2 separate regions of the Mus musculus genome follow, and region 1 is linked to region 2. A link is a loop called in an ENCODE intact Hi-C map of the cell type or tissue named here. Cell type or tissue: left cerebral cortex. All regions are shown on one strand. Each heading gives the region's core, and the rest is flanking DNA. Links, peaks and the distances in the headings are about the cores only. Region 1 overlaps Ctnnbl1 (catenin, beta like 1). Region 2 has its middle 39 kb from the start of Platr27.

What was found. A loop is a pair of places that touch in the nucleus more often than their neighbours do. Peaks named below come from ENCODE experiments on the same cell type or tissue, not always from the same donor. Only the 100,000 strongest peaks of a DNase experiment are listed, where the experiment ranks them.
Region 1: it touches region 2 in a loop (2.2-fold over the local background); 2 of 42 quality-filtered maps call a loop at or near these places.

Annotation. Positions count from the first base shown.
Region 1 is chr2:157,793,951-157,809,812 of GRCm38, reverse strand. Ctnnbl1 (catenin, beta like 1) reads right to left here. Exons shown (of 16, transcript NM_025680.4): 5 at 10,289-10,386; 6 at 3,045-3,138; 7 at 257-348. Among named protein-coding and RNA genes, the nearest start is that of Ctnnbl1, 64 kb to the right of the region's middle. In left cerebral cortex, for the core only: a CTCF peak has its summit at 8,236; DNase peaks (open chromatin) are centred at 5,144, 6,906, 8,341 and 10,103; H3K27ac peaks cover 2,885 bases.
Region 2 is chr2:157,628,878-157,644,739 of GRCm38, reverse strand. No RefSeq gene overlaps it. Among named protein-coding and RNA genes, the nearest start is that of Platr27, 39 kb to the right of the region's middle. In left cerebral cortex, for the core only: a CTCF peak has its summit at 8,891 (motif pointing left); a DNase peak (open chromatin) is centred at 8,886.

The sequences.
Region 1 (15,862 bases), core at 5,136-13,135, 160 kb before region 2:
CTTTTTACGTCAACATACAACACTAGCTCCTATGTATGTTCAGAAATTTTCTAAAAGAATATATATGATATTGTTAACAACAGATGCTTTTTTAAAGTAGAACTCAAAAAGATTATTGGGGATGGAGACAAGCAACAAAAGGGCCAGAAACTTCCCAAACTAGACATGTGGAGGTCGGAGGATGTCTATCGACACCATGGCACCAGCCACAGCCAGAGCAGAGACATATGGGTGGCAGGGCCACTGGCTCCCTTACCTTCAGCCTCTTCAACAGCCACTGCAGGAGTCCCTGCTGGGCAGCCTCTGTGCACATCTCCGGACGGAACTCGGCCATATTCTCCACAATAGCTGAAAGAGACAGACACCAGTCACCTGGGAAAGCATCTCTCTGCTCCTACTCGCATCAAGCCCACTTCCCATGACAAGCACTTTAGCCTTTGTCCCACTTCCCTGTATTCTACTCAACAGATGCTGTTGTCACTTTTAGATTAACCAAGGAGTTGCTATGTTTTTTCCCCTTTTTCTTCAAGTTATGTTACAAGTAGAAGTCATAACTGAAAATGACGGAATTCGCAGAAGAGATGAGGGATGGGTTTTTATGCTAATAGAGGTGACTCCAGAGCAGAGCACGCTGATGGGTGGAGAGCTGCCTAGCAAAGCACGCTCAGTCCCAGAGGTCTGCAGCTAGTCAGGCTAGGGCAGGGTCTCCTAGGGCCAGGTAGTCTCTTCTCTCTCTCTCTCTTCTCTCTCTCTCTCTCTCTCTCTCTCTCTCTCTCTCTCTCTCTCTCTCTCTCACACACACACACACACACACACACACATTGTGGTATTGTGATTCATATGAAAACCAAGACACTGGCAGGGAGGTGAGCATGATCTTCTTAATTGAGCACACTAACGCGTGCAGAGGGGAAAGGCCATGACGGCAGAGGTAGCTGCCAGCTATCGGGAAGCAAATAATTGGTCCTGCTATCTCCTACAACAGTCAAAGTGTGACTTAATAGGAAAATTAAAAGTTAGAAGGCAAAGGGAAAAAAGCTATTACATGCTATGACATCAAGAAGAAGAGCATTAAAAAAAACCACCACTGCCCTTACCACATCAAATGCTTTCCTTCCCTCCAGGGCCCCTCTGCTTCCTATCTTACAACAGGCCACTCTCACAAGGCAGACACTGTTCTGTGTTCTCAAAGCATAATATCCAGAGCGTGCTGCTGTGCCTGGATTCTGAAGGAGCAAGGGCCAAAGAAACCCAAGCCAGGCTCCTCAAGAGCCAGGCTCTTTCTTTCACCCAAGCCAGGTTCCTCAAGAGCCACTGAAAGGAGATCGGGCAGTCATGAGGGAGGGGACACATGCTGACAGTGAGCAGCAGAGGGACTCAAGAGACCAAACAGTCTCTCTCAATCAAGCACTTGTTCATTTTATCTTGTTCTGTTCGTACTACACATGATCTCCTGTTACACACAAGAAACAAAGCCACACTTCCTGCCATGGTTCACAGGGTCTTCCAAACTCTGGACAGACTCACTCCCTGATCTCACTGCCCCAACCCCACCTCCCGCCCTCATTTTCCAGAAGCACAGCCTCGCTTGACTTAGCCAAAGACAGCCACGGACTCCTCCACAGGCCAAGGGCCCCAGTCAGCTCCCCTGCAACACTCAAGGCCCTTGCTCTCAGTCTCTAGGATGTTCTTACTGACACTAATCATAGCTCTTGTCACTGGCACTCCTTCCTCTGTCCTGGGCTTTCCCATGAGAGCACCCTTGTATTAGTCATGCCTGACTCCTCCTGATCTGCCCTAGCTCCCAGTACTGTGTCTGAGAAACACCAGGCACCCAAGGAGTGGGAAGGAGGAGGCATGAATCTGAGTGTGGTAGGTGCCTGAGCAGAGACCAGGCAGATTTGCCAGAGCTGCGCTTTCCTACCACACCAGGGCCTTTTTATGAACAGCCAGCTAAGACTTTTGATAAGCTTTCCATGTTGCAAAATCCAGCATTAGGCTGACAGATGGCAATGCCAACTTCTGCCTCTGCACTAGAGCCAGCTCCCAACCGCAGGCTGTCGTGTTCCCCTCTCATACTCCCTGGGTGCCCATCTTCCCTCTTCTTTACAATAATCCACACTGAAGAGTCTAGCACTACAAGGGAGATCTGCAGTAAGCACAGAGGAGCCGGGAGGGAAACTAATCTCATAGAAACTCCTGTTTCAGCTCGGCCCCCTTCATTGCTGGAGCTCAGCTTGCAAAGATGCCACCGCTGGTTTAACACAATAGCAGCCAGGGAGGAAGCGGCCTGCCCAAAGGCATGACTTTAAATATGGCAACTGTGCGAAGGGAGAAGCTGGAGAGATTTGAGGGAGAAGGAAAGGACTGTAGAAGAATGCACTGAAATGAATGGGACTCGGGCAGCAGAGTCGCTGGAAGTATTTTAACTCACTTAGCCAAGCCGTCTGTACCAAAGACAAGGAAACACTGGCTCTTTCAATGCAAATACCTTTTTGTAATGTCCACAGATGTGCAAACACCTGCAGCTCCACTGAAGGAAGTGGGTGAGGGAAGCTGACACGAGATCACCCACAAATTTAAAACTTTGCTTCCTAGGGCAGAAAGGGCCCCACAAGGATTTCATCTTAACTTTTGGAGGCAAAGGCTGCTAAGGAGAGGTGTTCATATTGCTCTTGCAAAGATCTGGGTTTGCTTTCCAGCACCTATATCAGAGGGTCTACCACTTTTAACTCTAGCACAGGAAATCCAACAAGGATCTCCTGGCCTCCACAATGATGTGCAAACACTCCCCAACATACATATATACATAATTAGAAACAGTAAAATCTTAAAATAAAATTTAGGAGCCAGCATATTTTATATTTTCTCTTGGATGGGTACCTACTTAGTGGATTTCAGCTTTTATTGCCTATATACCAAATCAAAGCTGTAGTTACATGAAATGCACACATGGGTCTTCATTTTTAAAAGGCAGCTTTGGAGTATAGGGGAAAAAAAAAAACCAAAACCCATTTGGTTGTTAATTGGTGCCAGCCCCTCACCTAGGGTGTTGTGGACGCCATCAGCCTCCTCCCTCACAGACTCATCCAGGCGCTCCAGATTCTGCACCAACAATGCGGCCACCTGCCCGTCCACCTGCGGGAATAGGAAGCAAAGGAAGAGAAGAACACATCACAGGTCAATCCCCAAATGTCCCCATTCCCCTAGTCACAGCTCTCCATTCAAATGAGCAAACTGAGTGCAGAACTGGCAGCCTGCAGTGCTCTCTCAACCCATGGCCTCTTCAAGGCACTCCGAGGCAAGGAAGGGGTCTTAATGGCTTCCTAACCCCAAGTTAGTCCTGACCCCGGCTGGGCAAGCCAGAGATGAGTGGCACAAAGGAAAAGGCAGGGTTACAAAGCTGGTGAATGCAAGGTTCTCATGGTCATCATCCCACCTCTCCTTCCCCAAGCTCTGCCTCAGCAGTACCTACACATGATGGAAAAACAGGGCATGAGGCATTGGGTAAAACATACTTCCAGCTCTTACTTGAGTCACCTTTTGAGGTCGGTAGGAAACCCACAGTAGCTACAGAATACACACATCTGCCAAGGAGCGATACCAAAGTCAGGATTCCTTCTAGAATCTTGAAGAGAGCCTTTCCTCCTTTACACTGCCATCTGTACAACAGGTTCTGGGGGACTGCCTGTGGGCAACCCCAGGGCATGCAGGGAAGGAAGGAGGGAAGGCAGCCCTGGTTTTCTCTCCTGGAGAAGAGACTCTTTAGCTAAGACAGCTGTGATCAGGCATCTAGGAAGACTGGAGAGCTGGGTACAGCCTCCCTTCCCCTTCCCACTGCCTTGCTTGCCTTACACAGGAAGTGAGGATAAAGAAGAATCCTACAGCAATCGCAGGAAAATGGGGGGAGGGGGCACTACTTTTGGCTAAAGGAACAACTCAAAATGCCCACAATCAAGTTTGCATCGAGTTTTGTTCTCACTCCATGCCATTTACCTCGCTGGGGAAGAAAAAGCCAAGTTCTTTGCTAGCAAGCCCCTTACTTCACGGACCCTGGCTCACTTTAAGATCTTGAACAACTCTGCCCAAACAGATACCTGAGAAACTAACCTTACCAAATAAACTTATGCAGTCACTGTGTGCTCTCAGTCAGTGTTGCATCTACCCTGGCATAAAGCTCACAGCTCTCACTCACAGAGCACACAACAAAGGCTCAGGGAGGTTAGGCAGCCTGGCCAGAGCCATAGAGCTGGGACAGCAGTGAGCAGAGAACAGAAAGACAGACAGGAGGAGGAAGAGCCCAGTGAGCTGCACTCTACAGACCTGGTTGGACAGAGCCTAAGGATGACAGGGAGGAGAAGACAAATACAGCCCCTGCTCTTTCTGGGACTTTCTGAGACTCAGGGGCAACATCTGGACATGAAGAAAATCTGAAATTTGTGGCCTGTCTGCACACCCAGTTGCTAGTCAGTGACGCTTTCTGAGCTCTCCCTTATGCCTTGGGGAAGGAATGGGGACGGAGCCACTGGAGAGGAGCTGGTGCCAGAGCTGGAAGGGCTGCAGCAGAAAATGAGCTGCTCTCCCTCTTCTCCCAGGGATACACAATCGTGCTCTCAAGTCTCACAGCCAGTAAGAACATTAAAGTGTTTCCCTTAATAAACTGAATCATTTATGCATGGCAAAGAAAGCAGAAAACATCTGGGGGCACAGAGCATCCACAACTTAGTTTTTTCTAAACCACCCTAACTAACTCCCCTATCTCCCCCAATTCAGAAGTGGCAAACGTCACAGCTCTGCTTGGCAGCAATGGCTTGTCACTGCTACAAACAAGACGGCATGGCCGGCTTCTGCTGCGATGGATGGCAGCATTATTTATTTGCATTATTTGTCTCTTTCCCTGATTCTTAGTTATGTTTGCCATCTCTGCTGTCTAGAAACTGGCAGGACAGTGGCGGTGAGCAGCACTTAGATCCTAGAGCCAAGTGGATATGGTTGGTGGGTGTCTGGCTGGAGGAAAGTCTTTTTTCTTGTTACAGAAATCTAACTTCCAACAGGCAGACTTTTTAAGCTTGCAAAGTGTGAAACTCAATGTTTAGTTGGGTTAGATACAATTTTATCTGATTGCAGGAGGGCCGAGAGCAGTCAAAATACATTTAGCTCAGAAAACCCTTAGGAAAGTATTTGTATTATGCATGGCTCTGGAGTCGGCTGGTAAGGAGTGCAAATTAGCATTCTGCCTACTTCCTCCAGCCTCCAGCCTACCTTCAATTTTCTGGATCTGTGACCAAGTCTGAAACTAAAAACAAATCCTGCGTGGGGATTAAAGCACCAGCCAGAGCAGCCCTGGCCTTGGAAATGAGGTCTCTCTGAGGCCTGGCAGTTTCTGATAAGTCTCTGGTTATTTCTGCTTGTTAGCAGGTCCCCAAACAGCAGGTCTCACTATGAGGAGGTTTGAGGGCATGATCAGACATCTTTTTCCACTTGACCAAAGAAGAAGGATATAAGAGAAAAGGAGGAAAGAGGGAAACAGGCAGATGAGAGGGTCTGAAGAGGATTCCTTTTCTACCTGGCCCACTCCATGACACTCAAGAGCTAGATTGGAGTTCTTCCACCCACAACGCGTTTCAGAAATGTCATGTTTAAAAAAATAATAAAATAACCCCCAAACATGTGGAAGGGATCTTGATCAAATAAGTTTTGAAAGTCATAATACTAAAAGCAAGCCTACAGTCACCTCTTGAGATATGTGCCTCCATTCCTGCCCTCCCACTCCCCACCCACAGCTGCCTGTCGGTTGTTCTAAACATCTAGACAGACACTTGCCAATCCCATGCCTAATGTCTGCCCATGCAGACGATTTCACAGAGGCCTATAGGACGCAGAACCACTCCCCACACCAAGTGGCTCCTCTCATTCTCCCTGGTGCCAAGCTCATTCTCACCTTGGTCTCTTCCCTGTCCTACCCTGCTCTTGGCCATTTTGAATGGCTGGCTTCTTCTTGTACCCAGAACTCAGGCCTGTACTGGTTGATTTTGTGTCAACTTGACACAAGCTGGAGTTATCACAGAAAAAGGAGCTTCAGGTGAGGAAATGCCTCCATGAGATCCAGGTATGGCATTTTCTCAATTAGTGATCAAGGGGGGAGGGTCCCATTGTGGGTGGTTCAATCCCTGGGCTGGTAGTCTTGGGTTCTAAAAGAAAGCAAGCTGAGCAAGCCAGGGGAAGCAAGCCAGTAAGGAACATCCCTCCATGGCCTCTGCATCAGCTCCTGCTTCCTGACCTGCTTGAGTTCCAGTTCTGACTTCCTTTGGTGATGAACAGCAATGTGGAAAATGTGAGCTGAATAAACCCTTTCCTCCCCAACTTGCTTCTTGATCATGATGTTCATGCAGGAATAGAAACCCTGACTAAGACAAGGCCTTTTTAGAGAACCAGGTCTAACCAGACCCCCACACACTCAGCCATTCCATTTTCATCCTCTGCATGACCATCTTGTTTCACCCCCTGAGAGCAGAGACCCTATCAGCCATACTGAGAGCTACAAGCAGCCAGTTTCTAGGACCAAGAGGAAGTCAGCACGCAGTGAGCATCAAGCGAATGAAGACCTGGTGAGTTCTGCTTTGCGACAGAGATAAAGGAGAGAACACGAATGGAAGCAAGAAGGCCAGGAAGCAGAGGCTGACACGGTGACAAGCGTCAGGAGACCCTCAGCGTGGCTGCACCTGAGCAGCACAAAGCAAGCAGCACATCAGACCAAGGCAGACCATGGCCTGCGCTCAGGACTGGGCATCTGAGAAGGGCTGCCTGAGGGCAAGGATGGGTGTGGAAGGGTCCCCAGGTTCTCTACAGCAAGGTACACTTGCTCCAGTCTACAGAAGATGCGGGGCTCAGGCAGCTTCACGCCTCAGCGGCTCTTTACCCTGCTCTGTATGACTCCTCCGCACAATCTGAAATTCTGTTGGCTTGGCCCCAGATCTGACCAGCCCTACTCTTCATCCCACAGAGCCTGCCTTCTCAACCTCCTGGCCTCCTGTATCCTCATTGCTGTTTTCTTTAAACAAAGCCTCCATCTTTGGATGTCTTATTTAGACCCAAGTCATCCAAATATTTAAAAATAATTACTGAAAATGCTTTCTGAAACATTTTCAAACTGAAAACTGTTCAACAAACATCCACAAACATGTCACCATGTGGTAGATGACACTTCTCACCATCACCTGACATTTACAAACTGCTGGATCTCCACCAGTTCTGGAAAACAGCCAGCAAGTAGTGGGTGCCCTAAAGATCTCTAAATACGTACTGATGCCTCACAGGTGCACTGTGTGACAAACATGTGAAACACAACACGGAAGGGAAAGTAACCTTCACAGGGCACACAGTGAGTGGCAGAGCTGCAGGCCTGACCAGTCCCCCAGTGGGACCACAACTTGGGAAAGACAAACTGGCCCACAGAAGCTATAATGCAATGTGTCAAGTTCCCAGGTCTCTGCTGGGGAGATGATATGGAAAAGCTTCAAAGACTGAGCTGAGGCTGGGGGAGGCTTGACAGGAAGATATAAGGGTCCCAGAAAGCTCAGGGAGGCACTCACTGCAGGCCATCCACTGTCTGGTCACTGCACTCAGGAGCCACATGGCTGTGGAGGGGTGAGCCAGGGAGTTCTCACCAGCGCAATAAACCTCACATCTATGATCTCCAGAGAAGTCCATCTTCCAGGCTCCTAAATTGATTTGTTCCAAAGCACAAATACTCCCTTTGTGTATACAGAACAGCAATGAATGTGATCCAAAATTTAAAACCCCAAAGATTCCCAAGACTGCCAGGACAGCACTTTGCTCACAAATGTGCTACTCTATTGCTGGGACTTCCAACTGGGAAAAAGACCAAGGCAATAACTGCAAACTGTACGCCATAATAAATCCTGCCACATGCCCTCTAGCCTCTGCTCCAGCGAGTCCAGGCTTCCAATATTGGCCCCAAATTAAAACTATGAAGACAACTCAACCCTTGTAATATGAGAATACTTATCAAACTTCTTCCTCAATGTGGCACGAGGGCGAGATAAACAGAAGCCTCCTCTCCAGCTCTGCCCACTGATATTTACCGACGACTTCTGAGTGGTAGCAGACAAGCAAATAACATACTGGACTCCAGAATGCAGTGTCTGTGATTCACAAAAGCCCCACCAGGATAAAGCCGTAAGAGCCAAAATCTTAAAATAATATAATCATAAAAAACCCCAAACAAACAGGAAATCCTGCACAGCAGCTACCTAATGGCTCCCAAGACTGAGGAGGAACTGCTCCCTTCCAGACAGACAATAAAATCTGCAAGATGCAGCCTTTGTTGGTGGGCTTGGCAACACGGAGACACAAAGGGGGCTTTGTGCGAGCTGCTGCTTCTATGTAGGTTCACAGCAGCCGCCTGGCTGGCTGTTCCCCTCTCATCTTCTCCATTCACACAGGCAAAGGACGGTAATTAAAACCAGCCCAGGGACTAGGCAGGAAGGCGCACACAGGGCCCACCGTAATTAACCTCTGGAAGGTAAGACTGCACAAATGACACTGTGGAGAGACAGTGCAGGAGGGGGTGCCACAGCCTTGCGACAAATGCTCCTCAAAACAAAGGCTGCCCTGGCAGAATCCTTCCCTGTCTGTACAGTGGTTCTAAGGAAAAATAAAGGTCTCAAAGCCCATGAAAGTGGCAGCTCACTCTAGGAAGGAGCCTGAAAGGAAACCAGCTATAGAAATTTCACACTAGCATCACGGGTCCTGCTGGACTTCAGCCGGGCTCAGAGACAGTCCTTCATCTCCAAAGGGTTCCCAACCCCTCCACTTATACCACATCAGCAGTGAGCTCAGTGTGGGGAAGATCTGGTGCTGAGAACCTTAGTGGCAGGCCGTACTGCAGAGGCGTCTCCCAGGCACTGGAGTTCCCAGTCCAGTTACCTTGATTCCCTAGGTCTGTGGGTGGGACCAGAAGGCAGCTTAATGAGCCTATCATGAATGGCTGCAGTGGCTTCTGAGAAATTACAGACTTCTCAGAAAGCAACACTTGCCACCATTCTTATCAGAGAGAAGAGGCAGAAGAGGGCAAAAGGAAAGGGAAGCCCAGAGTCCCTAGCAGTGAGCAGAATGAACTGCCATCAAAATTAGGGGAAGAGGCTAGACCAAATCTGCCTCCCCCACTGGCTAGCTGTAGTGCCTCTTCAGACTGGAGGCCTCCCTCATCAGGTAGGGATCAGAGCATGCAAGCAAGTTTTTGCTTCAGTGGACACAGGCCAGGCTGAGGGGCCCAGCAGGAGGAGTCCATGTGTCTCTGGGCTTTCTCATATGTCAAGCTGGGACCTGGTGAACAGGGGTTGCCTTGGTGCACCCTGGGTAACCGCTGAGGAAGTGAGTGATGTCTGAGGCTTGGCCTTGGCTTCACACATATGGCGATGCAAATCTTTAATTCAAACACAGAGAAAGCAAAGGCAGACAGAGATCTGTGAGTTCAGATCTCTGAGATTTTGAGGCCAGCCTAGTCTACAAATCAAGTTCCAGGCTAGCCCGAATTACATAGTGAGACCCTATAACAAACTAACTAACTCAGCATGGGATGCAGTTCTCACCTACATGAGATCTCAGCAATTCCCCCCAACCCCCACATGGCAATGGTAGGCCCCCATTTCTCTACTCTCTCCTTCTCTCTGCCTTTTTCTGCCTCTGCTACCCTCTTAACTCCCCTCCCCATGCCCTGAATAAATTCTATTGTATTCTATACTAAAAAAAAACAAAACAAACCAAAAAAAGAGAAATCTCAGGTTTGCTCTTCATTTCTAACACTCCCTGTCTCCCTGACGACCCATCTTGTGTACAGTAAGTAACAGTGTCCATCCTCGCTGCAATTATAAAGCTCAAGACAGAAAGCAAACATCTGTGAGATCCCTCTATCAAAAGGTTAGTAGCAACCAGCGAGTGAGGGAAAGACACAGAATCAGAGAGAAGAGAGACTACAGAGATGCTGTTCCGCCTCTCCTGTGCCCCCGCTTCCAGGAGGATGTGGGGAGGAATAAGCAGAGCTAGGGAAGGAGAAAAGTCCTGCCAAGAGCACTTGGTTAGTAGGCACTGGGTTCCTCTCGCCTCCTCCCTCACAGTCCCACAGAAGAACTCGGCCCACCAGCTGCATTTCTGCACCACCTCCATCCAGCTCCAACCAGCATTCTACGGATGCCCCCTGAGCAGAGTGGCAAGGCCAAGGCCAACACGTCACAATCCCACACAACCTGAAGTGCGAGCTACTTACCAGGGCGTCGATGAGAACTTCTGCTCCTTCTTCACTCTCGTGGAGGGTGTCTATGTCTGTCAGCTCCTGGAGGAGATCGACCACAGCTATGGACACATGTGATGAGCGTTGTTAAGGATAGTCCATGCACATTGAGGCCCTGCTGACATCTTGCTCAGTTTTTGGCTCCCCTTGGGTACACTGGCCACCATCACTGTATATCTGTAACACCCGCAGGTCTTTCCTCCATCAGTGGGTCTCAGTGAATGCAGCTGAACTGACTCACTTACAGCTTAGTTTGCAGGTCTACTATGTTTTCATAATTTCCAAGCTTTAAATCTGGGGACGCTGCATTTCTAGCTCTTTATCCTTATCTCATAACTTCAACTCTCAAAATGCAGCATGATTGGACCTGCCTGGCACAGCTCACCAGCAAAGGCAGGAAAAGTAAGTGTGCCTACCAGGGGGTCGTCAGAGACCAGAGCAGGATGAAATGCTGGGCACTGGAAAGGAAAGAGTTTCCACAGGGCAGCGCTGAGCCCCAGCCATACTCCCTTGATCCATACAAAGAAGGTGAACAATGGGGCTGGAAAGACAGTAAGTGTTAAGTGTGTGTTAGGAGTTTAAGTGCTTAGGGTGTATAGGTGTTAGGAGTGTGTTATGAGTGTAAGTGTTAGGAATATGTGTGTTAGGAGTACATGTGTTAGGGGTGTAAGCGTTAGGAGTGTACTTACAATTAGAAGTACATATTGTTTTTGCACAGGACCCAAGATTAGTTCCCAGCACCTACATCAAGTAGCTCATAACTCCCTGTAACTCCAGCTGCTCCAGGGGGTCCAGTGCATTTCTGGCTTCCACAGGCACTGCACACATGCACCCCCTACCCCAAAGGCCTAATTAAATAATTGTTTTTAATGTGTACAATGGAATCAAATCATGGGAAAAAAGAGGAAAAGGAGTGTGAAGTTTAAGCAAAAGAAAACAAGAAGTGGGAGAAAAGAGTGATTTTGAAACTAGAAGGCAGAACTAAGCTTTCTTTCCCTAGAAAGCCGAACTTGTCTCTGTCTGTCTCTCTTCTCCCTCACATAACCTGCATTTACTGAATGCCCATGGTTAAAAAGCACCGCAGAGTGCCAAAGACAAACCCATTCATGGCTCTGGTTGTCGGTCTCTGCCTCTGTGGAACGATAATCAGACATTTTAGTCTCATGTATCAAACAAGGACACGGACCGGGAACTCTACGTATGACCTGAGTGAGGAGCTTGGGAATGGCTTCCTGAAAGGACACCGGCCAGAAACCAGGCAATGAGGAACACGGGTCCACGTAAGCTAGGGAGCAAAACTACAGGATCAAAAGCACAGATGCTGGACTTCACCAAAACACGAAGGGGAGAGTGGAGGACTAGGGGGCAAGTTCTAATTTGGTGAAGAAAAAAGGCTGCACAAGTGGGCTGGAGAGGGCAGCCAGATGGGTAAGAGGAGTCTCTGCGCAATCGCAAGGATCTGAGTTCAGGTCCTGGTACAGACATAAAAAGCCAGGTGTTGGGGTGGAAGGGAGACAGGAGGCTCATGGGGCATGTAGCCATCAGCTTAGCTCAAGCTTCAGTAAAAGCCCTGTATCTCAGGAACAAGGGGAGAGGAATAGAGCAGGACACCCCAAATCCTTCTGTGGTCTCCATGAATGCATGCACAGGCGCGCACACACACACACACACACACACACACACACGAATATGATAAATAAAATAAAAAACCATTTTTTTGTTTGCTTTCTCAAGATAGAGTTTCTTTGTGTAGCCTTGGCTGTCCTGGAACTTTCTGTGGATTGGGCTGGCCTTGAACTCACAGAGATCCACCTGCCTCTCTACTGTCTGGGAGAGTGCTGGGATTAAAGATGTGTGCTACCACAGCACAATTTTTTTAAAAGAGAAAGAAAACAAACTGAAGAGGCAAGCTAGGGCTCATGCGGACATGATATGCTGCGAGAGCTGGGGTCAGGGTGCATAGCTGGTGGGGAAGTGGGACTCACTCCAAAGCTGCGACACACAGGGAGTGTAGAATTGGAGACAAGATCAAGCCAGGACAGTCTCATTGCAACAGAAAGAAAAACAGAAGAGGCAGGACATACTGACAAGAATGGCAGAAATGCTGCTGCTAACTGATGGCCTAGGGATTTTATGGACAGCTTTTGCTGGAAAAAAAAAAAAAAAAAAAGGAGGTTTACTGACTAGATGGCTATCATGAATAAGTAATTACACTTTTTATGTCTCTTTTACTCTTAAAGGTGATATTTACCCAAACTGCAAAAGTGCTACAGACAGGATAATGAGCTTAAAGGTCTTTGGACAAAAATCTTTCACATTTTATAAATGAGGTAACCAGAAAGCTGTTGACATAAAAGACCATGGGTCATACTTGATATACAGTAAATCCTAATACACACGTCATTTTCATTAAACTTTTAAAGAGCTAACAAATTAATGCCTAGAAACCCCAGTGCTACCCTGCAAGCAGGTTTGTTCTCCATGAAAGCCAAAACAATCTCCATCATAAAGTCGGCCATCACTGGAAAGAGAGGCCCATTGGACTTGCAAACTTTATATGCCCCAGTACATCCACATCACAAGAGCCAAGGGAGCATTCCAGGTCATAATCCCTAATCCAGCCGTAACACCGCGCCACACCTTTCACACTGATGCATGGCTCAAGCACAGCAGACTCGGGTAAATTCTGGTTTAAGGGAATTACTGCAATCACAGGAAAGAACGCCCCAGTATTTATTTCTACCATAAATTATTAAAAGTCTTAGGCTAAAGGATAAAATGTTAATAACTCACTCTTGCCTCTCTTGCTTCCTCTCTAGCCCTCTCGCTCCCTCTTCCCTTCTCTCCACATGGCCACGGCCGCCCTCTGTTTCTCTACTCTTTCTCTCTGCCTTTCTACAATAAACACCTTGAAACCAAAAAAAAAAAAAAAGTTAATAACTCCTCATCTAAGGAACTCCCACATTTAAACTCTCGAAAAGGTCTTAGGTGTGATAACCCATCACCATGCTTACTTAATATGCACAGCAACATTCTATTAACATTTATCTACCCACACACCCATTCGTCTATCCCTCTATCCATCCACAACCCATCCTTTTCTCCCTCCCTTCTTCCAATAGCCCACCTACCCCTTCATTTATCATCTACCCACACCTCCATCTATCTACTGACCCATCCACCCATCCCTCGATCCATACACCAACCCACTCCTCCCTCCCTCCCTCCCTTCCCATCTCTCCACCTGTCCACTGGTTTTCCTATCCACCCACAGAGCCTCCATCTGTCCAATGACTGCTCTATGTACCCAGCAGACAATCTCTGCATCCACCCACTGACCCCACCCCATCATTCATCTACCATAGTTGCTTGTATATAGGAAAGGATATGAACCAGGTACAATAAGTAGTATCATTCTATCCCTTGAATGGCAGCAGGAATGATTACTTATTAATTAGTATGTATAATTAATCATAAAATAGACTCAAGACAACCACCAACTCATGATGGTTTATTTGATTTTCAATTTGTTGACTTTACCAAGGTGTGAAAGGATATGTTCAGCAGAAAATACATTTAGACTTTGGGATTTGATCTTCTCCACACTATTAATAGGCAGTACACTATTCTGCTCCATGCTGGGCAGAGCCATGAGCTGTAACTTCCAGCTGGCATCAGATCATGAGAGTGATGCCCATATTCCACCTGTATGCTCTTGCTAGAATACATGTGGTAGCCTAGAAGTTCTACACAACATTTTTGTCTTTAAATAGTTCAACTTAGTGATGGGTTTATTGTACCTGGCTGGGTGATGGATGGATCAGCAAAAATCTGAGGTCAGGGGTCATAACATGCTCATCTTTGCTTTGATGAGTAGGACGGTCTGATAATCAACAACAGCCATATAACCTTGCGCAAGCCCCTCTACTTCTTTATGTCTTTGCTTCCTTACCTGTAAAATCTGGGTGATCATCTATGCCCAACTGATGTCCCTGTATGGTGTAAGAAAGAAAAGAGGCAGACCTTCCAAGGTCGTGTAAGTTAAAACTAAAGTTTTTATATACAAGAGCCCAGAGCAATCTCTTTAGGGCAGATCTTACTTATCTTTGTTTAGTCTCACAGCGTGTGCCAATGTTTCACATCAGTTATAGGATTTAAGTTAGAAAATTGATAATGTAAGTAGCTTTATATGGGAACCCAATGTCTTTCTTTCTACCAAGAAAAGTCGTTTCATATAATGCTCTAGTAGACTCTTTTCCTGGCTTACTTTCCTGCCTAATTTGAGAATAAGCTATTCACTAGGTCTAACAAACATCTTATCTGATCCCCCACTGATTTTATATAAACCCTCAACTTTCCCAAAATAGCATTTCGGAAGCCAATAAAGAGACCATAATTATGACCATCAACTCCTAGGGAAAATAATATGACCACAAGAAGGAAGGTCATTTGAAGACCAGAAATAGGAACAAGGACGGACCAGGACTAAAGATGGACAGACAAGGAGCCTCTTCCATAGGCAGGCACTGGGCATGGAGACAGGCTTCTCCACTGCAGGTAATCGCAACTGCACAAGGTAAAAGCTTGCCCATCTAAGCATAACAGGAAGACAGAGAGCCTGTCTTTCTGGGGATGACTAAAACACAGTTTGGTTTGGTTTAAGAGTCTATTTTGTCATGTTGAATAAAAGGGCCACCCCACTTGTTCCCCCTGTATCTGCCCACTCCCGGGGCAATACAGCGAAGTGGAAAAGACCAGTGGGGCATGAACAGCCCCTCACACAGAGGTTTTTGGACAAGGGTGCTGCTTCCTTCTGTTGTGTGGTTTGGCTGTAGATATTTGGTTAAAAGAGAGGAGGAAGAAGAATAAGGAGCACCAAACAGATGGCTTCTTAAAAGTCATTTAAAGAAGACAAGCCAGAATAGATTCGAAGGATATGTGTGATTTAACACAGCGAATGTGGCTCTCTTTAACAAAAATACTTCCGTTTTTCTTTGTGGGTCGGGTAGTGATTAGATATAGCTGAATTAATGCAGATGAATTTAAAAAACAGACAATATGGTTTTCCTCTTTGAAAATAGTAGCACAATGTTGCCCAGACAGGATCTGGATTCTTCTAGTTATATTGACCCTAAATCAAATGCTATGGAGAGCACATACTCTGTCAACACTGGGTGCCTACTCACACCCATAGGCACCGACTGACATGCCACAGAGGAAGTGTCCAGTGCAGGCCACACCCTCTGTAGCCTTGGAAGACAGGGCTTCCTCACAGCTACAAGCAAGATCAAGAGTTACGGTAAGATGGCTCTACTTTCCTAGCCTGTCACTTTAGCTTGTTATTTGTAAGCCTAATCTAGACATGTTCTTTACAACATATCACCTGACTCCAAAACCAAGGGTGGCGGCTCAGGAGGCATTATCTGGGAAGCTGTGTGACACGTGAAGAAAATAAGACAATTTTTTTCTGTTGTGGTTTTGAGTCTGGAAATATCAGATTGAGACTGGCTCCTAAAAAGCCAACAGCTCAAGATATGCACGTCTTGTTAG
Region 2 (15,862 bases), core at 4,487-12,486:
CAAAGATCGTTAGGAAGGCAGCCTGTGATGGTTTGTACATGCTTGGCCCAGGGAGTGGCACTATTAGGAGGTGTGGCCTTGTTGGGGTAGGTGTGTCATTGTAGATGTGAGCTTTAAGACCCTCATCCTTGCTGCCTGGAAGCCAGTATTCTACTAGCAGCCTTCAGATGAAGATGTAGAACTCTCAGCTCCTCCTGTACCATCCCTGCCTGGATGCTGCCATGTTTCCCCTTGATGATAATGGGCTGAACCTCTGAACCTGTAAGCCAGCCCCAATTAAATGCCCTTGTAAGAGTTGTCTTGGTCATGGTGTCTGTTCACAGCAGTAAAACCCTAACTAAGACACAGCCCAATTGAAAAATTAGAAACTAGTTTAAAACAAGCTATTTTCAGCATTCCTCCTCCTGGTAACTAGATTGTACAGTTCTCCAGCATGAACTTTGTAGATGGCATGTATCATCTCCTGGGGCTCTAGGAGGTGATCCCAGCCTGGTAAAAGTGTGGGGACATAAGACAAATGAGGAAGGAAGCCAGTACTGGCTGGGCCACTGCCATGCCTGAGGGCCGAGAGAGAGTGTGTCATAGGCTCAGCACTCAGGACCTGCACTAGCTGATGGTTGTTGCTAAAATGGCTGCTTCCTGCACTGCCAGCTTGCTCCACTGACTAAGACCTGCTCAGCTTGACAGTGTCCTTGGGATACATCTAGGATCTATGTATGTACTGATAACCTTTGGGATCCTGAGCGGGAAATAGGGCAAAGGCCTGGGAGCGTCCTCCACTGCCCGGCAGCATATGGATCCAGTCAATCTGTGCTTCGTTTTCATTCCTGCAAAATGGAGTTGATGGTGACCCCTCCCGCAGTAGACTCATCAGGACATGGGATGCTCGGCAGCAGGTTAGAAAGTAGCTTTGCAAATGGTGGCTGTCAGGACTTTAGTTTTTCCTGTGTGTGTGTGTGTATGTGTGTGTGTGTGTGTGTGTGTGTGTGTGTACGTACGTGGTGTACATGGGTGAGTCTGTACACCTCTATATGCACGTGTAGAGGTCAGAGATGAACATCACTTGTCTTCCTCAAGACCTCCCCATCTTAACTTAAGATTTATTTGTTTTTATGTGTGTGGGAGTCTTATCTACATGTATGTGTGTGCAGTCCCTGCAGAGGCCAGAGGAAGGCATCAGATCTCCTGGAACTGGAGTTATAGATGGCTTCAAGCCACCACGTGGATGCTGGGATTTGAACTCAGGTTCTCTAGAAGAATCGCCAGGGCTCTTAACCACTGAACCTAAAATTTACTGACTGACTAGAATATCTGGCCCACAAGTCACAGAAATTCTCCTGTCCCAACCCCCTCCTAGCATTAATATCACAGATACTTTGTGTGTGTGTGTGTGTGTGTGTGTGTGTGTGTGTGTGTATGTGTGTGTGAGTGACTTCTGTAACTTTCTTAGACTAATTTTCAAGCAAAAGAGAGTGAATCTGGAAATCCGGGTCCCTGGAAGCCACACGCATCTCTCCTCATCACCCAATTCTGCTGCTCTGAGCTCCTAGCAAAGGCAGTTTCTGGTCCAGCGTCATCACTGGGAAAATTGCTTTGACCTTGAGGAACAACACTGCACCCTAATTTGTTTCTGTTTTGGGCTCTGATCCCCCTTCATCAGCGACCTGGGTTTGGACCATAACAAGATCTGTGTTTGCAGCTGGGGTCCTGCCTGTGTTTTCTTAGCATCTCCATTTGTCTGTTTGGTATCATCTGAAGACCAAGCTGAGGTGGTTGACATCTGCCCTGGATCCGAGCCACACTCCCTTCACTTCCTTTAGCTGACTGCAAACCCCTTAACTCTGTGCATGGCCAGCTAGGAGAGACAACTGTACTCACCGCCGTGGCCACAGCTTCTGGGGCTAGTCTCCTAACAAAGCAGAGCTGCTGCCCTGCCTGTCCTTCTCCACAAATTGCATTTGAGCTAAGGTGGGTTCAAGCCACCTCTTGTGTGCCAGGCCAGACCCTTCTCTGTGCTACACTGCAAGGTAGTAGGGATTATATGCTGCTGTCCCTGTAGGACATGCCCTGTCCTTCTCGTACCTGTCACCAGCAGGGTCTACTTCCTTGTCCATGGCCTGACCTGTGTCCTCCTGCTGTGCAGAAGACTATCACCTCTGGTGGTGGCTCAAACCCGAGGCTGGAACAGCCTTCTGTATACCATCCAGGTAGGGAAGGCAGAGGTGGTGAAGGGTTAGACCTGCCTATGCCTGCCCTGGCTCAGTGTGCCAGGCCTGTACAGGCTAAGCATGGTACCTGCCCACTTTCCTGCCCTCCTCACACGGGGACAGCCTGCTCCCACTGCTCTTAGCTCCCTTCCCACTGCCCCCACCCTTTTGTGAGAGATTTGGGTGTCTCCCTCTGGCCCTTAGCTTTTAGACATCCAGACTTTATCTTATTCCCACAACACTCCAATCTCAAACCCAGAAGGCACGAATGCCATAATCTGGCTTTGAACTTGGAAGGAATGAACGAAAGAATCAAGGAACCTGAACCAGGCTCCAAATAGAGAATTTATTTGCCAAGACCCTCAGGCCCTGTAAGTGACAAGGACAAATAGGGGCACTACTTCCCCTCCCTCTCCAGGAGCTCCGGCACCAGCAGGGGTTCCACTGGTTTAGGAGAGACTCTCAGCCTACCCTCTGTACCCCATCCCCTTAGGGAGCCCAAAGGTCCTTCCTAGTTCTTGAGATTCTTCCATATGGCCGTACCATCCCACCACAACCTGGGAGGGGACCAAGCCCATGGCCTCATCCCCACCTCCTCCAGGGCTGCTACAGCCCACCATAATCCACACCTCCTCCAGGGCTGCTACAGCCCACGACAATCCACAGCCCACTTCAATTAGCCCACAGCCTACACACCAATTACTGTGTCAGTCACAGCACCAGCCGAGAGAGCTAAGAAGGCTTGGAGAGAGGTAGAGCCAGGCTGAGGCAGCCTGCCCACATGTACGGGATGAGACCATTAAGGGCTCCGAGAAACACTGACTCCATTTCCTTCAGACTGGCTTGCTTGAGAGCTCAGGCTACGCCTTCCCACAATTCTTGACTCTTTCCAGTTGAAGAGCCAGAGGGCCTCCCATCAAATCCCAGTGCACACCCTGCTCCATTTATACGAGTGCCTCAGTTTCTCCACACACTCGAGCCTACATTCTGAGTGAGAGGGAGTTTCTATCTCCTGGGCACCCAAGACACTGGATAGTAAATGAATTGTGACAAATAGAAGCACATCTGTCACAACAGGAATCAAAATAATACCCTCGAAGGTGACAGCAAAGATACAGACATCCAGAGGACTAGGTCAGCTCGGTAAAGGCGCCAGCCATCCATTTAAACAGCATCTGACGTCACTATCTCTGTGTCCAGTCGTGGATTGGATGCCAGGGAGCCAGCAGGAGGCTGGCTTGGTATACCTGGGAGCTCTCAGGCTGCTTGTTTTGACTAGATTGTTGAGGTTTGTCTTCTCTGTATCATGTCTCATTTCCTGGGTCCTAAAGTCTTTTAGACCTTGAAAAAGTATGGGGTTAGGCGTGCACAAAAGAGGAATGGAGGCGGTGACTGAGTAAGAAAGGACAGGAGGTGTGGCCTGCCCTGCTGGAGGTGTGGCCTGCCCTGCTGGAGGTGTGGCCTGCCCTGCTGGAGGTGTGGCCTGCCCTACAGAGCAGACACACCACATCCCTTCCCTTTTTAGTCTTGCTGGCTGTCTTCATGGGCAGGACAGGCTCCTCTTAGAACAGACCCCTAGGCCTTCTTTTGTCTGGTGCTTTGGGGAGCCGTTCCCTCTTGATTTTCTGACTATGAAACGGGGTGGAAATACCCATGCTGTCTCAGCCAACTCAGGGGTTGCCCAGTCAGAGTTCTCTGTCAGCCTAGCCATAGCAAGTAGTCCAAGGAAGTCCATGGAACCCTAGTAAGCCAGTCCTGAGGTTGCTATAGCGACTGTAGAGACAGCCGGTGAAAAGAACTGGTACTTGAATCAACAGATTAAATCTCTCTTTTTTTTTTTGGTTTTTGGAGACAGGGTTTCTCTGTGTAGCCCTGGCTGTCCTGGCACTCACTTTGTAGACCAGGCTGGCCTCGAACTCAGAAATCTGCCTGCCTCTCTGTATAGCCGTGGCTGTCCTGGCACTCACTTTGTAGACCAGGCTGGCCTCGAACTCAGAAATCCGCCTGCCTCTGCCTCCCTAGTGCTGGGATTAAAGGCATGTGCCACCACTCCCGGTTTAGGTCAGGCTTCTACCAATTGTAACCAAGTTTCATTTCCAACCTTCCCTAAGCTGCCCATCTACTTAAAAATTAATTAATTAATTAAAAATTTAATGTGAGCCAGGTGGTGGTGCACGCCTTTAATTCCACCGCTCAAGAGGCAGAGGCAGGTGGATCTTTGAATGTGAGGCCAGCCTGGTCTGTAGAGCCAGTTCCAGGACAGTCAGGGCTACACAGAGAAACCCTGTCTCAAAAACAAACAAACACAAATTTAATATGGAGAGGCTTGGCACCACTCAGGTGCAGGGGGCTGGAGAGGTGGCTCTCATTTAAGGACACATACTGCTTTTGCAGAGGACCTGAGTTTGGTTCCCAGCGCCCCTTTTGGGTGACTCCCAACTGCTCGTGTAACTCCAGCTCCAGGAGATCCAATGCTCTCTCCTGTCCCCAGGGTGCCTGCACTCACGTGTGCATGTTCATACTCACACACTTATTAGTAAACTCAGTCCTTTTAAAATATATAAGATGAGGCACAGGTGCAAAGGCAATGTCCACCCCTTTCTGTTCATTTGTGCTCTAAGTCATTTCTACCATGACTAGTGTTACTCTCACCATAAGAAAGAAAAAGAGCATTTGCTCTAAAATGGACGCCATAGTGTTAGGACATAATGAGGAATGATGGGGGGCAGAGCCACAAGTTCATTCTGAGTCTACGTCTACGGGGCACAAAGGCAGGCAGATGGCATCTGTAGCTCTGGAGGACAGAAGAGTAGACGCCATGGTGATGCAGACTGGGCAGGTCCCAGGAGTTTCTGGTCTGGTAGGAAGAGTGCCCCTCTCCCTGGTGATGGTCTCCAGGGTGTCAGAAGCTGTGGAGCTGAACGTGTGAGGAGGTGTGTATTTCACTTGATGTGTGCTAGTTTTGGTTAGCTCCTGTCACTGGGTTGGTGCCTGAGAGCATTTATGAAGAGGAAGGGTTATTTTGGTTCCTAGTTAAAAAGGCTGTGGTCAATAACCACAGACTCATTATCTTCAGGCATCTCGGGAGGCAGCACCTAGTCAGGATGAGGTAGGAAAAAAAAGAGAGAGAGAGAGAGTCTGTCTCCCCAGCTATCTTCATTGGCACTCCAGCGGCTACCCTTGAGGCCCCACCTCTTAAAGGTCCAGAACTTCCCAACAGCATCCAAGGCTGGAGATGAGGTGAGATGGTTATTCTTGGTTGTCCACTTAACTACATCTGGAATTAACTAAAATTCCAAAATGGAGGACACACTTGTGAGAGATTTTTGCTTAATTTGAAATGGAAAGATCTACTTCTAATCCAGATCTTTGAGGTAAGGCACACCTTTAATCCAGATCTTTCCAGTTGAGAAATCCCACTTCTAACCTGGGCCGCGCTTTCTGCTGGAAGCTATATAATGACATCAAGGCAGGAAGCTTTTGCTCTGTGCCTGCTCACTCTCACCTTACTGACAAGTCCATTCCTTCACTGGCCTTAGAGACGACTTCTTCAGGATTCCAGTGAATACTGAAGACCAGCTAAGACACCGAGCCATGTAGACCAGTTAAGACACCCAGCCAAGCAGACTGAGCAATGACTGGACACTTGGACTTTCCATTCATAACCAGTGACTGCTGGATTAGCTAGACCATAGCCTGTAAAGTCATCTCATTTTAACAAATCCCATGCATATATATATATATATATATATATATATATGAGAGAGACTGACTCATTCTATAAGTTCTGCTGCTCTAGAGAACCCTGACCAACATACCAGGCATCCCACATGTGGGCCTTGGGCCAACATTCCTATCCCAAACAAAGCAATAATCACAATAATAAAAACATCTCACAGTAGTGCTGGGGAGGTGGATCAGTGAGGAAAGCGCCGACCACACAAGCATGAGGACCTGAGTTCAGGTCCCCAGCACCCAGAAAAGCTGAGCCCAGAACTGGGGAGGTGAGATTGGAAGACACTTGAACATCATTAATTGGCCAGCAAGTCTAGCTGAGTAGGTGAGCCCCCGGTTCAGTGAGAGGCCCTGTCTCCAGAATAATATGGACTGTGATATAGGAAGGTATGTCAGATGTCAGTCTCTAACACATATACATACACACACATACCTATGCACACATCAGTGCACATACATTAACACACATGTACATCACATATACACATAATTTGGGAAGGGTGATGGACCAGCATCTTACAGTGTAGCCCTGACTGGCCTGGAATTCTCTGTATAGACCATGCTGGTTTTGAGGACCAGGGTTTCCTCCTGTCCCTGCCTCTCAAGCGCTAGGACTAAAGGCATGCTCCAACGTGCCTGGCTACACACACAAATATTTAAACCAACAATCTGTATTCCTATTTGCGGGTAACTTTAAACCCCTTCACTAGTCCACTGGCCTCTCAGATTTTATATGCTCTTTCAGGTAACTTTAAATGAAATAACTCAAAATAGTTTCAGTTAAAAATTAAAATAATAGCCGGGTGTGGTGGTGCACGCCTTTAATCCCAGCACTCGGGAGGCAGAGGCAGGCGGATTTCTGAGTTCGAGGCCAGCCTGGTCTACAAAGTGAGCTCCAGGACAGCCAGAGCTATAAAGAGAAACCCTGTCTCGAAAAACAAACAAACAAACAAAAAATTAAAATAATGAAGGAACCTGTCTACCACCACATGGGGGGTGGGGCAGAAGACACCCAGAGGCCCATCCACTATAAGAGCCACTGCAGGGCTGGCGAGATGGCTCAGTGGTTAAGAGCGCTGACTGTTCTTCTGAAGGTCCTGAGTTCAAATCCCAGTAACCACATGGTGGCTCACAACCATCCGTAATGAAATCTGATGCCCTCTTCTGGAGTCTCTGAAGACAGCTACAGTGTACTTACATATAATAAATAAATAAATAAATCTTTTTAAAAAAAAAAAAAAGAGAGAGAGAGCCACTGCAGTTCGCAAGTGGTAGAGAGATGGGAGAGAGAGAAGCAGAGGGGTCTGAGCACCATGAGGAGAGGCAGAACTGGAGACATGAGGGTGCTGAGGAACAGCCTGAAGGGAGCAGCCTGTGTTGTCATCTGAGGCCACAGTGAAGTCGCTGCCCATGGTGCTACCAAGAGCCATGTCTGGGTCCATTGCCCTGCAGCAGCAAGGGTCTGTGTCAACATCTGTGGTCCATGTTACCATCAAAGGCCGAGTGCATAGTCCTGGTCTGGGTTGCCGCCCCTGGGCCATGTAGATGTACGAGGGGTGTGGGACGCTGAGCAGAGTTGGCTCCACCCCTCACTAGCCAGGTGGTTGCATGGGCAGGCCAATGCCCCTCGATGGGTGCAGCACTGGGGAGCTTTGATCCAGGGCCCACCCCAACATCTACTCCATCTATGAACTGCTGGAGCTCATGAAGGGGCTGGTCCTGCAGATCCAAAGTTGCAGAATCTCCATGACACAGGGCAAGAACAGAATATCTGAGAGGAGTCCGTGAGCATCCACTACTGATAGACTAGCAGAAGCCAGAGGCCTTGAGCCAGACCAAAGACTCATTGCAATGAACATTTGCAAGTAATGATATTTGGATAAAAGGTGTACTGTGGGACACCCTGCGGCTTCTACAGAGAGATGCTTTTGGTTGTTGCTTCTTTTACTTTTTAAAAAAATTTTTAGGCACACGCCTTTAATCCCAGCACTCGGGAGGCAGAGGGCAGGCGGATTTCTGAGTTCGAGGCCAGCCTGGTCTACAAAGTGAGTTTCAGGACAGCCAGGGCTATACAGAGAAACCCTGTCTCAGAAAACCAAAAAAGAAAAAGAAGAAAAAAAAGAAAAAAAGAAAAAGAAATTTCTTTTGGGTTGCAAGGGCAGAGGGTAGATATGAAGGGATGGGGAAATGAGTGAGATTGGGGTGCATAAAGTGAACTTCACAAAGAATCAATAAGAAGGTTTTTAAAAATTAAAATAATGTGAGAAAATGTTTCTGGGCCCCCAACCTTCTCCTATAACCACCTAGGCTAAGCCTCCCTCCCTGGAGACCACTGCAGAAATCCTGGCTGTTCTTGAGGGTCTGTCTCAAAGCAAACACATCAGGATCTGGACCATCTAAGGGCTGCTTCCTTCTGGAACAAAGAGCCTGGCATTTGGGAGAGAAAAGTCATGCTTTCCCAGCAAAAGTGGTTTCTTGGCATCGATGGGTGGAACTGCCTCATGGATGGATACCCCTTTCCACAGGACTAATTATAGATTTATTAATATTTATGGGCCTCTCGTCGCAGCCGATAGATCTTGTTCGAGGACATTAAGCCTTATCTCCGTCCCTCCAGGAAGGGGCATCGAAAGCCAGTTCTAATTGGGTAGCCGGCAATCAAGATAGAAGGGAAAAATGACAATAGCTTGCCTGTTGCCATATATTAAAATATGGTCCTCCCCTCTCAATGATTATCTGCAGAATTAATATCTTGCTAGTCCAGGTTTGGGCCCTAATAGCAGGAAACCGTATTAAATACTTTGCTAAGAGCAATCAGCTTTTTGATAAGGCTAATGGCTCTAGCCCTGGCTATTTCTCATGCTGAGCGGTCTGTTTCTAATCCAGCAGAAGCCTGGCCACTTTGTCCGTCTCGTTTGTCATTCAAAGTCAGCAACACTGGCGCCATCTCCTGGTCAGGCTCCCTGCTGCATCTTTCCATTCCCCATCCTGTCGCGGCCTGGAAGGCTTGCCCTGGGAATGAGGTGGCCATTGCATCTGCAGGAAGACGCGAGAGATGAATGCTGGTTCTCTATTTACTTTGTCTTTTCACTTAATCGAGGCTCCTAGCCGTAGAACGGTGCGGTGCGTGTTTAGGGTGGGTCTTCTCACCTCTGTTAAGACAGTCTAGAAAGTTCCTGAGAGTCGTTCCTGCAGATTTATTGCCATGGTGACTCTAAATCCTATCAAGCTGACAATGAAGGTTGCCATCAGCCATCACACGACCTCTCTGGGCTCAGTTTCTGCATCTGTAAAATGGGACTAGAAGTTGTCATCCTCTGCAGAACCCTGTGGTCCAGCCAGAGACGGACACAGTGTGACAGCTCTCAGAAGGGAAGCCTACGCGGGGCAGGTACCTGAGGTCCCAGATCTGGCCTGCACCGTGGCAGCGTCAATACCAGCAGCTGGGGCAGGGCAGCTGCCGGTGGCAGCAGGCAGTGACAACAGAGGCAGCAGGAGCATGAGTCCAGCCTGTCAGGAGGGTACAAGGACCAGCGATGAATGCTTCTGGGAAGAAAACCTTTTCCCCAAGTGTCACAGCTCAGTAAATCAGTCGCTCTCAGATGATTCTCGGTGAAATAGCCTGTGCGCTCTATTCCATGTGTACAGGGACTTTATAAACACTGAGGAGCAGGGTGGGATCCAGGGGTAGGGGTTTCCTATTGGCTCAAACTGAGATGCTAATGATGCTAACCTGCATGGGGAAGGACTTCAGATGTTTTCCCCCACATGGCTGATTGTCATGGTCATCTCAGTGGGTTGTCGTGGTTATGTGTCCCAGAGCACGTAGAGTTTGGCATGGAGTTGGCCCCACTCCTACCATTCTCAGTTCTGAGTTTCAGGGGGCTTGGGGCCACTCAGCCTGACCAGTTCTTCTGTCTGGTGGCAAGGTCTACTTGCCCACAAGAAGTCCCTGTAACTGCTGTTTTGAGCTTTAAATGAGACTATATGAGTAAGACAGGGTGCCCAGGCACAGGCAATGCCTACAGATCAGCTCATCTTTACTACACTCCCTGGCATCCTCCTGCCATTCAGAAACCTCTCTGCGGGTCTCCACCTGACCTTGTCTTGTGTTGTGGGTGCTTTTGTGTCTCCCCTCTGCCACCCTAGATTGGGCTCTAGATTCTCAGGGATCTAGATGTGCCCAGCTTTACCATTTCTCAAGGCCCTGGGTAGCTGACTTGAAACCTGACACAGTGAATGCCCAGATGTTGCCTCAGTGTGAGCATCATTCCAGATGTGTGACATTCACTGTGCTCCAGACCCCGTGGCAGGGCCCTTTACAGAGATTAATGCATAGTAACCAGGGATCAGCAAGAGTCCTCAGCCACCAGCCCAGGGAACTAGGCCGTGCTTCTGCTTCCCAGGTCTCAGGCAGCCCCATTGGGCACAGTGATGGCTTTCTTTCCCCCAAGGTGGAAACTGCTTCTTGCTGGGTCCCCACTCTGTCTAGGCTCTCCCCAAGAGTATCCCCCACCCTTAAAGTGACTACTGTGGTTCTCGTATAAGAATGATGGGTACTAGCCGGGCAGTGGTGATACAGGTCTTTAATCCCAGCAATTGGGAGGCAGAGGCAGGTGGATTTCTGAGTTCGAGGCCAGCTTGGTCTACAGAGTGAGTTCCAGGACAGCCAGGGCCATGCAGAGAAACCCTGTTTAAAAAAAAAAAAAAAAAAGAATGATGGGTATTGAGGTTCAGAGAGGGTGAGGTGACATGCTTGGTCACACAGCATATTAAGTTAAATTTCGAACCCAGATCCAGAGGCTCTGGTTTATTTGGGACTAGGGGTTTGGTAAGAAGGATGAGTCCGATCCAGCTCCTGCTGGACTGCCACCATGTCCTGACTTTTGTGCTCTCTTCCTGGGGCACCAGCACTCTGGCAGTCTGTTCCGTGGTAGCTGGCCCTTTACCTCGGGAGGCAGGCAGACCCACCCTAGCCTCTGCTTTTTAAGCTTCACTTCCAATCACCAGCTGGAATCTAATTTTAACAACTACAGAGTCCCCTTCCTAGGATCCAGATCCTGTACTGTCTAACTCTGACCCTGGTGCCCCTGGGTCTTAAAGCCCACCAGATCTCCCTCTTCAGGCTACAGACATCCGAGTTGAGAGGAAAAGGGTCCAATTCTCCCTCATGGGAACAATGTACGTGATAGAAGCCCTGTGGGGAGGGAGGGAAATGAAACGACCTCCTGGGTGAAGTAGGGCAGGAGGCCTGAAGCCTAGGCCCAGGCTCTGGAAATAGCGAGCTCACCAGTGAGCCAGTGGACGAGGCAGTGCCAACACTTGGCTGCAGGACCAGAGAACCCAAGCAGGCCAAGCAGTCTGTAGGTCTCCAACAAGGAACAGACAGATGTCCCGTAGACAATACGACCAGAATTAAATCTAGTGAAACAAACCCAGGGGCTAGGCCCTGCTCTCAAATGCACAGGGCCCTGCTCACCCTTCCATGTAGGCAGATCAATAGGCAGCATTGGTACAAGAACCCAGAGCCCAAGAAGAGCTGATTTCTCCTCCTGCCGCTGGCACCTGTCACCAAGACAGCTATGCAGTGGCTGCTGACAGGTACCACAGCCGTTCACCATCTCAGCAATGCTGACAGCTGCTCTGGCTGCCTCTCTTCAGGGAATATACTCATCTGAGACCAGACTGTCTCCACAGAGGCATCAACAAGGAAAAGGGGGCGGACCGCAGGTTGTCACTACACTGTACACCTGCCCATCTCCTCAGGCACCACCTGACGGGAGACTTTTAATCATCAGAGGGCCGTGGAGGGCCTCTGTAAGGATCTCTGACCTCAGTGACCTCAGCTCCTTCCCAAGTAAACCTTAAGCAGACCTGAGAGCCACCTATGCCCATATAACAAGTGTAGATATATGCTCTGTTGTGATCATAAAAAGATAAAGAGCTATAAGAATGTGTTCTATGGGGGTGTGGGGGGGTGCCACTGTCCTAGGGTTACCCACTGCCAAGCTTGCTAAGACAGCCATTATCCCAGCCCTTGGTGTTTCTCATCCTATAGATGAGAAAATGAACCCAAGAGGCAGAGGACAGTTGGTGGCCTATCTGTCCCTTAGAGTCAGAGACTACCACCAACACATTCACAAAGGTCACAGTGCATCGGACTAAGGCTATGGCTCCGTTGGTAGAATACTTCCCTCTGAGACATTCCTTCCCCCTGAGAGACCAGCCACACGACGGTATAGTATAGAATAAAGTTTATTCAGGACATGGGGAGGGAAGTTAAGAGAGTAGTAGAAGCAGAGAAAGGCAAAGAGAAGGAGAGAGTAGAAAAGTAGAGACCAGCCATGACCATGTGGAGAGAGAGCGGGGAAAGGGGGGAGCAAGGGGGCAAGAGACAAGGGAGAGACAAGAGAACAAGAGAGCAAGAGAGAGTAAGAGAAAAAGGAGGGGCCAAGCAGCCCCTTTTATAGTGGGCCAGGCCTACCTTGCTGTTGCCAGGTAACTATGGGAGTGGAGTCTAGACAGAATACTAACATGCTCAGCCTCTGACATGCAGCATGCAGCCAATGCTTGTACTCCAGAGACTAGCAGCTTGCACAAGAGCACATGTGTGCGCACATGCAGGTTCTCAATATGAGAAGTGCAAATGTGCAGGCATTCGTGGTTTAGTTCCCACATACTCACGCACCCACATTCACAGGTGCACAGGCAGAGCACGGGGTCTCGGTCTGGACTCTTTCAAAGGGAGCCTCTAGGTGGGTAGTTCAGATGAGACACAGGAAGATCAGAGGAAAAGCAGGGTGAGAAATATGTGTGAGTTACCATGGTGCCCTCTGCAGGACACCAGCCCCAGACCCTGGGGGACACACTTTACACTCATCCCACAGAACAAAACGACATAGTACAGCTTATCACATCATAGTGGGATAAACTAGAAATCAGTAGCAAGAGAGGCCACAGGAGCTGTACAAATCCTTAGCAACTGAACACTTTCCAGTGACCTCAGTGGGCCTTGGAAGAAATCGGAATGCCAAGCTTCTTAGAACCAGGCCAGGCGTGGTGGCACCTGACTTGAATCCCAGCCCTTGGGAAGCAGAGGCAGGAGGATCATGGTGAGTTTTAGTTCCGTCAGATACTTTCTGAGAGGAACGTTCATAGGTTTAGTGCTGAGATATATAAAAAGAAATCAACAAACTGGGGTAGAAATTGATGAGATGGAGACTAAAGAATGCTACATAGAACCCATCGGGCAAAAAGTTGCTTCTTATAAGCTTGACAAACCTCTAGCCGAAATGACCAAAAAATAATGACTAGAATTAACAATGAAAAAGAGGAGGAGATGGCAGTAGCCTTTTGGCTACTGCGAACAGTTCCACTATGAACGTATCTGGACACTATGTGAAGCTGCTTCTCTCTGCCTTGGGTGTGGACTCAAGACCAGAATCACTGGGTCTTGCGGGAACTCTCTGTCTAGCTTTCAGAAGGCCTGTGGATTGTTCTGCAAGAGGCTGACCTACTTTACATCCCTGTGAGTGATGCACAAGGACCCTTGTCAGCAATGTGGATGCTGGGAACTAAACAGGGTCTTGACTGACCCTTAATGCACTGAGCTTGGATCCCCTGAGAGAAAGGCACTCCCTCCTAACTGCTGAGGTGTCTCCAGCCCCCAGCCTCCTTTTTTGGAAGTGGAAGTACATATAGCAGTGGCCTACACGGCTTGCTTTGTTGTGTTTCTCTTCTCATGAACACACGATTGTTGGAGAGGTGAAGGCTGCAGCTCAGGTGGTAGAGCTTGCCTGCCACAAAGCCCTGAGCTCGATGCCAGGGTACGGTGCCACACACCTGTGATCCCAGCTCTCGGAAAGTGGAGGCATGTGGATCAGATTGAAAGTCAGCTACATTGTGAGTTCAAGGCTAGCCTGGGCTACCTAAGACTGTCTCAAAAATAAACAAAAAGATACTATTTCATTGTTTCATTTTTCTGTGGCTTGCTGGTTGACAGTGTTCTGTTTAGAATCCATGGCTATGAATCTCCGTTCTCTCTTCCATTATGATTTCTGACTTCTGTAAGGTTATGTGACACACTTTGTAGAATTTAAGTTCCTGCAAGTTCATGATTCTTCTTTCAGAGCTAACCTAGCATCTGCCCTGCTTGGGTACCTGGAAGCTACTGCAGGGAGTTCTTCCCTGACACCTGCTAGGTCCAGCTGATCTAGAGTGCCCTTCCCCCTTGATTCTATCCTGATCTTCTGCATGGCCCTTCCGTCATTATTGAAAGAAACTGTCATTGCAGTTATAGCATTTTTCAGCTGCAGAATTCGTACTTTTTAAAAATTAAAATAAGTTCTTCTTTGATATTATTTTTTTTAGTAAGACATCACTCCCATCCTCTTCTCCAATTGATTGATTGATTGGCTGGCTGTGGGCACGAATATGCATGTGTGATGGGGGGCAGGCATATACATGCCAGGTACACAAATGGAACTCAAGGGAGAACTTCCAGGGGTCAGCTCTCTCCCTCCACCTGCTAAGGCAGGGTCTCTCTCTCTTCTTTCTTCTGCAGCTGCACTGTGTACTGAAGCCCAGAGAGCCTGAGAGCTTCCTGGAGAGACTCTAGTCTCTGCTTCCCACTTCTTGGGCATTCTGGGATTACAGATGTGCACTGCTAAATCTGGCCCTGTTTCCCAATGCATCAGACATGCCTTTTTTTTTTTTTCCTTCTCTAACTTACTCCATTTCTTATTGCTGTGGCAGAGTACCTAATGGAAACAATATAGGGGAGGAAAGGTTCATTTTGGCTCACGGTTGTAGAGGGTTCAGTCCACAGCAGCTGCCACATTAAATCACTGCTAATGTTTTCAACAAATGTCTCTGAGATAGGTACACAGTGTGCTCTAACTCAGGTCCAACAGACAAACTTTGGAAGTGAGGCTTTTCAGGAAGGAGCTGCCAGGTCCAATAGTGAGGGGTCCCTACCTCACTAGGCTTCAGGTGTACACTGTCACGGTTCAAGACTCTCAGAAGAGCAACTGAGCTGGTCTCTGCAGGTTAGAGCTTGCTACAGAAACCTGAGGCCTAGACTAACCTTACTCCATAATAAGAATTCTGAAGACTTAAAAACAAATCCAATTTATTTTGGGGGTTCTGCAAAATCTGGATGTCAGCCTAGGCAAGAGGCAAAAATGGCTGTCATGCTGATTTGACCCAAAACAGTGGGTTCATATTACCTTTCTCTGTCCTCTTTAGCTCTTGTTGACTGGGTTCTTTCTGAAGGTACAATCTGCCTATGGTCTAGCATTACCCCTCTACAATATCTCATTCTTAACTCAAGATGCATGTATGAATACCCTGGAGCTGGAGAGTCCCTTCTCTTCTGATACCTGGGCTCAGTCATGTCACAGATGGCATGTAACTTTTCAACCCTGAGATGAACTGAGAGTGCCCAGACAAGCAGGCACAGCGGTCAGCTGGGGAAGGCAGGGCTCTGGTGCCCCCTGCTTAGCTGTGATCTTCTGATGAGCTCTGTTTTTGTTACTTTTTTATTGCCATGTAAAACACCATGACCAAGGCAGATTATGGAAGAAAGTTTCAGAGGGTCATTTCATGTGCATTGATGTTTGTCTGTGTGAGGATGTCAGAGCCTCTGCAATTGGATCTATAGACAGTTATGAGCTGCCACGTGGGTGGCTGGGAATTGAACCTGGGTCCTCAGGATGAACAGCCAGTGCTCCTAACCACTGAGCCATCTCTTCGGTCCCCATTTATTTCTTGTAATTCCCTCTTTTTAAAAATTTTACACATACAGACTTATTTTTAGAGTCATTTTAACTTCTTAAAGTTAATGTTATCACAGATCCAATGGTCTGATCTAGTATTTAGAAGTATGAGGCTATACTGATGTGTTACAGGCATTTATTTAT